2 separate regions of the Homo sapiens genome follow, and region 2 is linked to region 1. A link is a contact called in ENCODE Hi-C or POLR2A ChIA-PET data. All regions are on one chromosome and are shown on one strand. Each heading gives the region's core, a stretch centred on a gene start or an enhancer-like site at or near the end of the contact. The rest is flanking DNA. Distances are from core to core; before and after follow the strand shown. Region 1 overlaps SH3PXD2A (SH3 and PX domains 2A). Region 2 holds the start of GSTO2 (glutathione S-transferase omega 2).

The links. Hi-C counts contacts between places; a loop is a spot of excess contacts on that map. ChIA-PET counts read pairs that join two places held with the same protein, here RNA polymerase II (POLR2A).
Region 2: a loop to region 1 is called in a map of natural killer cell, with 3 times the contacts of the local background. The contact joins the promoter of GSTO2 here to the enhancer-like site in region 1. A Hi-C loop is called at or near these places in 1 of 168 maps with a recorded cell type or tissue (natural killer cell). POLR2A ChIA-PET finds 5 or more read pairs at or near these places in 1 of 52 experiments (activated CD4-positive, alpha-beta memory T cell).

Annotation. Positions count from the first base shown.
Region 1 is chr10:103,799,618-103,802,314 of GRCh38, reverse strand. It overlaps SH3PXD2A (SH3 and PX domains 2A), which reads left to right. Exons shown (of 15, transcript NM_001394015.1): 2 at 953-1,033. Among named protein-coding and RNA genes, the nearest start is that of SH3PXD2A-AS1, 54 kb to the right of the region's middle. RefSeq lists a silencer at 1,234-1,313 and an enhancer at 1,543-2,044. Within about 2 kb of position 1,359, at least 4 of the 41 ENCODE cell types and tissues checked have a DNase peak (open chromatin) inside an H3K27ac peak, as active enhancers do; they include natural killer cell, where a contact is called at or near this core.
Region 2 is chr10:104,267,930-104,270,626 of GRCh38, reverse strand. It overlaps GSTO2 (glutathione S-transferase omega 2), which reads right to left and starts at 1,443. Exons shown (of 7, transcript NM_183239.2): 1 at 1,358-1,443. It overlaps MIR4482 (microRNA 4482), which reads left to right and starts at 2,222; the gene lies at 2,222-2,291. LOC124902497 (a long non-coding RNA gene) reads left to right here and starts at 1,710. Exons shown (of 2, transcript XR_007062284.1): 1 at 1,710-2,074. RefSeq lists enhancers at 1,564-1,903, 1,954-2,123, 2,134-2,193.

The DNA.
Region 1 (2,697 bases), core at 110-2,609:
GTTTGTTCAACATAGCAAAGTGTTTTCTGAGCACCTGCTCTGTGCCAGGCACTGAGCAAAGACAGGGATGCTGAGATGAATCACACATCTCTGAGCACTTCTGGTCTCCTGAAAGGCATTTCAGAGTGAGTTCTGAGGATCCACAGTAGCAAAACAAGCTGGGGTTTGTTAAAAGTGTAAACATCCGAGCCCTCAAAACCCAGGTCTGCAGAATTTCAGAGAGCGGGGTCCACCTGCAATTTCGGAGGGCCTCTTATAGAGTCTCATTCACTCTAAAGTTTGTGAACCAGTGGAAATTAGCTATCTAAAAAGGCCAGGCGTGGTGGCTCATGCCTGTAATCCCAGCACTTTGGAAGGCCAAGGCAGGTGGATCATCTGAGGTCAGGAGTTCGAGACCAGCCTGGCCAACATGGCGAAACCCCGTCTCTACTAAAAATACCAAAATTAGCCAGGCATGGTGGCAGGCACCTGTATTCCCAGCTACTCGGGAGGCTGAGCCAGGAGAATTGCTTGAACCAGGGAGGCAGAGGTTGCGGTAAACCGAGATCACACCACTGCACTCTAGCCTGGACAACAGAATGAGACTCTGTCTCAAAAACAAACAAACAAAAATGTAGTGACCTCAATTTTATGTTTATTGTATGAAATATATACAAATAAAAAGAAGGAAATTAAAACCACTCATTCTGATCCTACTTTCCTAAGATAATCATTGTTGGCATTTGATGAAATATCCCTCTAGGGGTATGTGTGTGTGTGTGTGTGTGTGTGTATTTAGACATATATTGTAGCATCTACATGGTAGCTGATACTGTGCTAGCCCCTAGGGACAGATGAGATGAGTAAAAGAGTGGTCCTGCCATATGGAACACCTGCAGTCATGTTACATGATGCCTGGCACAGACAGCTTGAAATCCAGCCTTGCTCACCTGCTCTTACCTTTTTCCCACAGGTATACATAATCAATGTGACCTGGTCTGACTCCACCTCCCAGACTATCTACCGGAGGTACAGCAAGTTCTTTGACCTGCAGGTGAGTTTGTCAGAGCTCGGACAGTGGCCCAAGTCTCTCTGGTGGGCTGGCCTCTCTCATACCCTCGCTTATCCAGGGAGCCCCCAAGAGAGCTGTCAGGGTCAGAGTCCAGGTGGGAGCAGAGGGACAGAGGAGGGAAGCTGGAAGGTGGAGCTGGGCTCGTCTCAATCTTGCATACTGCAGGCAGACACTCAGGACTTTGTTGGCCTCCTCTGATGGTCTTAACAGTAACGCTTTGTCACCCTCCCTTGCCTGCAGGGTAGGAAACTGTGGTGAAGAGGCGGGAGGATGGTGGGAGGTGCTGTGTGCCTGACCAGACGTGTGTCTATAAACATCCAGGGTGAGACAGAAGCCACTGCATCATTGCAGGCAAAGAAAAGCAAACACTCAGGGAAGACCGAAACAGAAAATAAGCAATTTTTTCAACTACAGGCACAAACTAGGCATACATACCACGGTGTCTGTCTGACCGAATGAGGCACTTGCCACCCAGTTTGTACATGTACGTGGTAGGTGTGTGTCTCTAAGACACAAAGGCATGTTCACAAGGGAATGGTAGTATGGGTCCCACAGCTACCCCTGCAGACACCCCCCTTGATGCCAGCTAAGTTAGTCAGGCCTCTTTGGGTTGCAAGTGATAGTTTTACAATTGCACTGGCTTAGACACAAAGGAGATGTGATTGGAAGGAGGGACCAGGGAAGCTTGTGCAGCCGACCACATGGTGAGAAGGGCAGTGAGGCAGAGGCTTCAGGAATGCCTGAAACCAGGATCTGCTCTCCCTCTGTCTTGTCTCTGCTTCCCTCTGGCACTGCCCTCAGCTTCTGTTACCTCACACCCTGAGGAATATGGCTGTCAGCAGCTCTAGAATTTTATATCTTTTGGCTCCCAACAGAGGGGAAATTGACTCCCAGTTCCAAGTTGAAAAATCCCAGGGACGATTTTGATTGGTCTGGCTTGGGTCAGATGCCCTCTCTGGACCAATCAGTATGGCTGGGAGTTGAGGGTCTTTTAGCACAGACATGGCCACTAGGGAGCCCACCTCTGCGGATCACAGGCAAGTACTAGAGAAGGGAGAATCAGTGTGAGTTGAGCAGCAGCCCTTTCAGGTAGAGCCAAGATGTTCTAGATTCCTCTCGGGGTTGTGAGCCTGGTTTAGGCCAATAAAAACACAAAGAGACACTCACTTCTACCCTCACAGCCAGGGTCCACTCCTTTCTTGGCAGGCCTTTGGTTGTCAGTCATCTTGGAGAGGTCATCTTGGGTACCGTGTGCTTGCCCCCAATACCTAATTCTATCTCATTGTCCTCATTGCCCTACCTATGAGACAAGCCAAGGGTGACCTAGCTTCCTGTATTACAAATCCTTTCTTAATCCAACAATGTGGGATTGAATATCCCATTGAATATGGGATTGAAAGCCACTCCCTACTCTCCAGCCTTCTTCCTCTTCCCTCCTCAATTCATGTCCAGTCTCCTTAATTCCAGTGTAATCTGGTGGGGTTTGCTGATACCCCATCAATGGGTGCAGTGTGCTGGACAGGAAGTGATAACTCAGTTGGGGAGAGGGAACCCTGAAAGGACTCATTGATGAGCTGGAGGGGGCCTGAAAGCCAGTGGAAACTTCCAAATCAGAACTTTTCTTCCCCCTCTTCCCTTATGGTCCC
Region 2 (2,697 bases), core at 194-2,693, 470 kb before region 1:
TATTCAGGAAAAATTTCATATTCCCAATTGGGAAATCAGGGTCAAATGAGGCTATCTTTTTAACTACTTGATTCTGCTTCCCTATCCCTATTTCTCTCTACAACTTGAGGAATCAAAGAAAAAAAAAACTTTTTAAATAAATATTTGGTATAATAACATTTGAATAAGTAAAGGCAAATTGTCAAGATCCTGAAATCAGGAAAAGTCAAATAATTTGTAAAATCAAAACCACTGAGTTTGGAAAAGGAACATTATTAACTCATTAACTCCTGTTAAATCCCACGAATAATGGTGTGGTCAAAAAGGCAGATACAGGCCGGGCGCGGTGGCTCACGCCTGTAATCCCAGCGATTTGGGAGGCTGAGGCGGGCGGATCACGAGGTCAAGAGATCGAGACCATCCTGGCTAACACGGTGAAACCCCGTCTCTACTAAAAATACAAAAAATTAGCCGGGCGCGGTGGCGGGCGCCTGTAGTCCCAGCTACTTGGGAGGCTGAGGCAGGAGAATGGCGTGAACCCGGGAGGCGGAGCTTGCAGTGAGCCGAGATCGCGCCACTGCAGTCCGGCCTGGGCAGAACAGCGAGACTCCGTCTCAAAAAAAAAAAAAAAAGGTAGATACTATCCTCTGTCAGAGCTGTTGGATAAAGAGACTGGAAAAATAGCACATATAAATTCATCTCACGAACGGTCTTACTGTAAGAGTTCAGGCTAGATTCGAATCTCTTCAATATTTATTAGCTGGGTGACCTTGGGCAAATGACAACAACTTTCGGGTGTTCTTATATGTAATTCGTAGCTAATAGTACCAGTACATTATGTGGTTTGCGAAGGTTTCATTCAGAAACTGGATGAGAAATATTGAATGCTTAGCATGTGTCTGATACATAGTAAGTGTTCAACATTAGCTATTATTATTTTATGATTATTTCAATGTAGCAGGGAAGACTTTTCACAGTTTTCACAAAGACAGCACATTCCCAGAAACCAAATTCCCCTGCTTGCCAGTGCCTTAAACACGTAAACACGTGGGACTCGTGGTGTCCCACGCAAGGCTGAGAACTGGTTATCTGGGGTGGTCTCTGCCTGTTTCCAGCCAAATCAGAAAAAATAAGAACACCTTAATTAAAGGTATGCGGTTTAAAGACCTGTTCTTTATTCTTAGGCTGCACTTTGTTGGATGTGAAATTCTTTGATGCAACAGTGGCCAAGGCTAAATAGGATTTCTCGTAAAGTGTTAGGCAAAAGTTAAAGTTGGCAAGCCTACTGTGGGCCCCGAAATTCGTGAAAACCCCAGGAAACAGAATTGACCTCAAACCCCTCTTCCCTTCCAATACAACGCAGGCCGAACGGACCCACCGGTGGCGGTGAGAGAGGTCCCGCGAGAGACCTCCGGGAACTCGGGCAACCGGACCAGGATTGGCGGCGGCAGCAGCAGCAAGGAGGCGGGGCCTAGACGGGGCCTGCCCCTCGCACGTGATCCTACCCGCCAACTAGCCCCGGCGCCCAGAGCATCAGCCAATCCTCAAAGCTTTGGAAGTACCTGCCCAGCAGTGCGGCTGAGCCAATGGGCGGCCTCCTTACAGGCTCCTGGAGATCGGGATTCGCGGGTCCTGCCGGCGCCGGTGGCTGACGAAAGAGGAACCGGTAGTGGTTGGCTGTGGGACCCCGGCACCCGGCTCCGCACCTGAGGGGAAATCCGCTGGAAAGCACTAGGGCCAAGCGGCTCCGGTAGGCGCGCGGCAGCAGAGGTGGTCCGCCGCCGGCAGCCGGGGCTTTGGTGGCCGCTGAAGGTTTGCGGCAGGAGGCCTTTGTGAAGTCAGTCGGCTCCAGGTCGCCCTCCGGATGCGGTCCCCACACCGCCTGCGTCACCTGGGTTGAGGGGCTCATTTGAAATACAGACTTCGCTACCCACCCCAGCCTGCTGAATCGGAAATGCAGCGGTGAGCCATAGGTGATTATTATGCACCCTTAAATTTAAGAATTAGTCATTCGGAGGTTTCTCTCAATGGCGAACTTGAAAATAAGTTCAGGAAACCAGACAATTGGAGCGGACCGACAGCCCTGATTCCAATGGTAAGAGCAGTGCGCTGGGTGTGATCTTTCTGCCAGCACCTTAAGGCCTCACTTAACCTCGGGACCTTAGTTGCATCATCTATAGAATGAAATGATTGCTCTCCGACCTACCTTCTCGTGGTGGTGATGTGATAATAAAAATTGAATAGTGAGCAACCCAGTGGGCTATGGAAATGTGTGGAAGATGGCATTTCTATTTCTCAGTGGGGCTCTTACCTATTACTCATCAACCTTGTAGGCAGAATTGACTGATGCAGCCTACACAGTATTTAATTACATAAATGGGACACCACCTATGTGCCCAACATGGGATTTGATAGGAAGGATTTGAAGGGGTTAGAGACAGGGAGACCAAATAGGAGTCTGCCCAGCCACCCAGCTTTCGGGTAATGTGCGTCTGGTCTTCAGGGCCAACAATAGAGAGAATGTGAAATTAAGTTGATGATGGAAATGAAAGAAGGAGGAATTGAAAGCTTCTCAACTAAGAAACCAGAAGACAAGCAACAAGAGAGCATCTCATGAAATCACACAACAGGGTAACTGAGTGGGTATTTCCTGTGAGCAGTTATAAAGTTAGATTGTGGACGGGTACGGTGGCTCATGCCACTTTGGGAGGCCGAGGC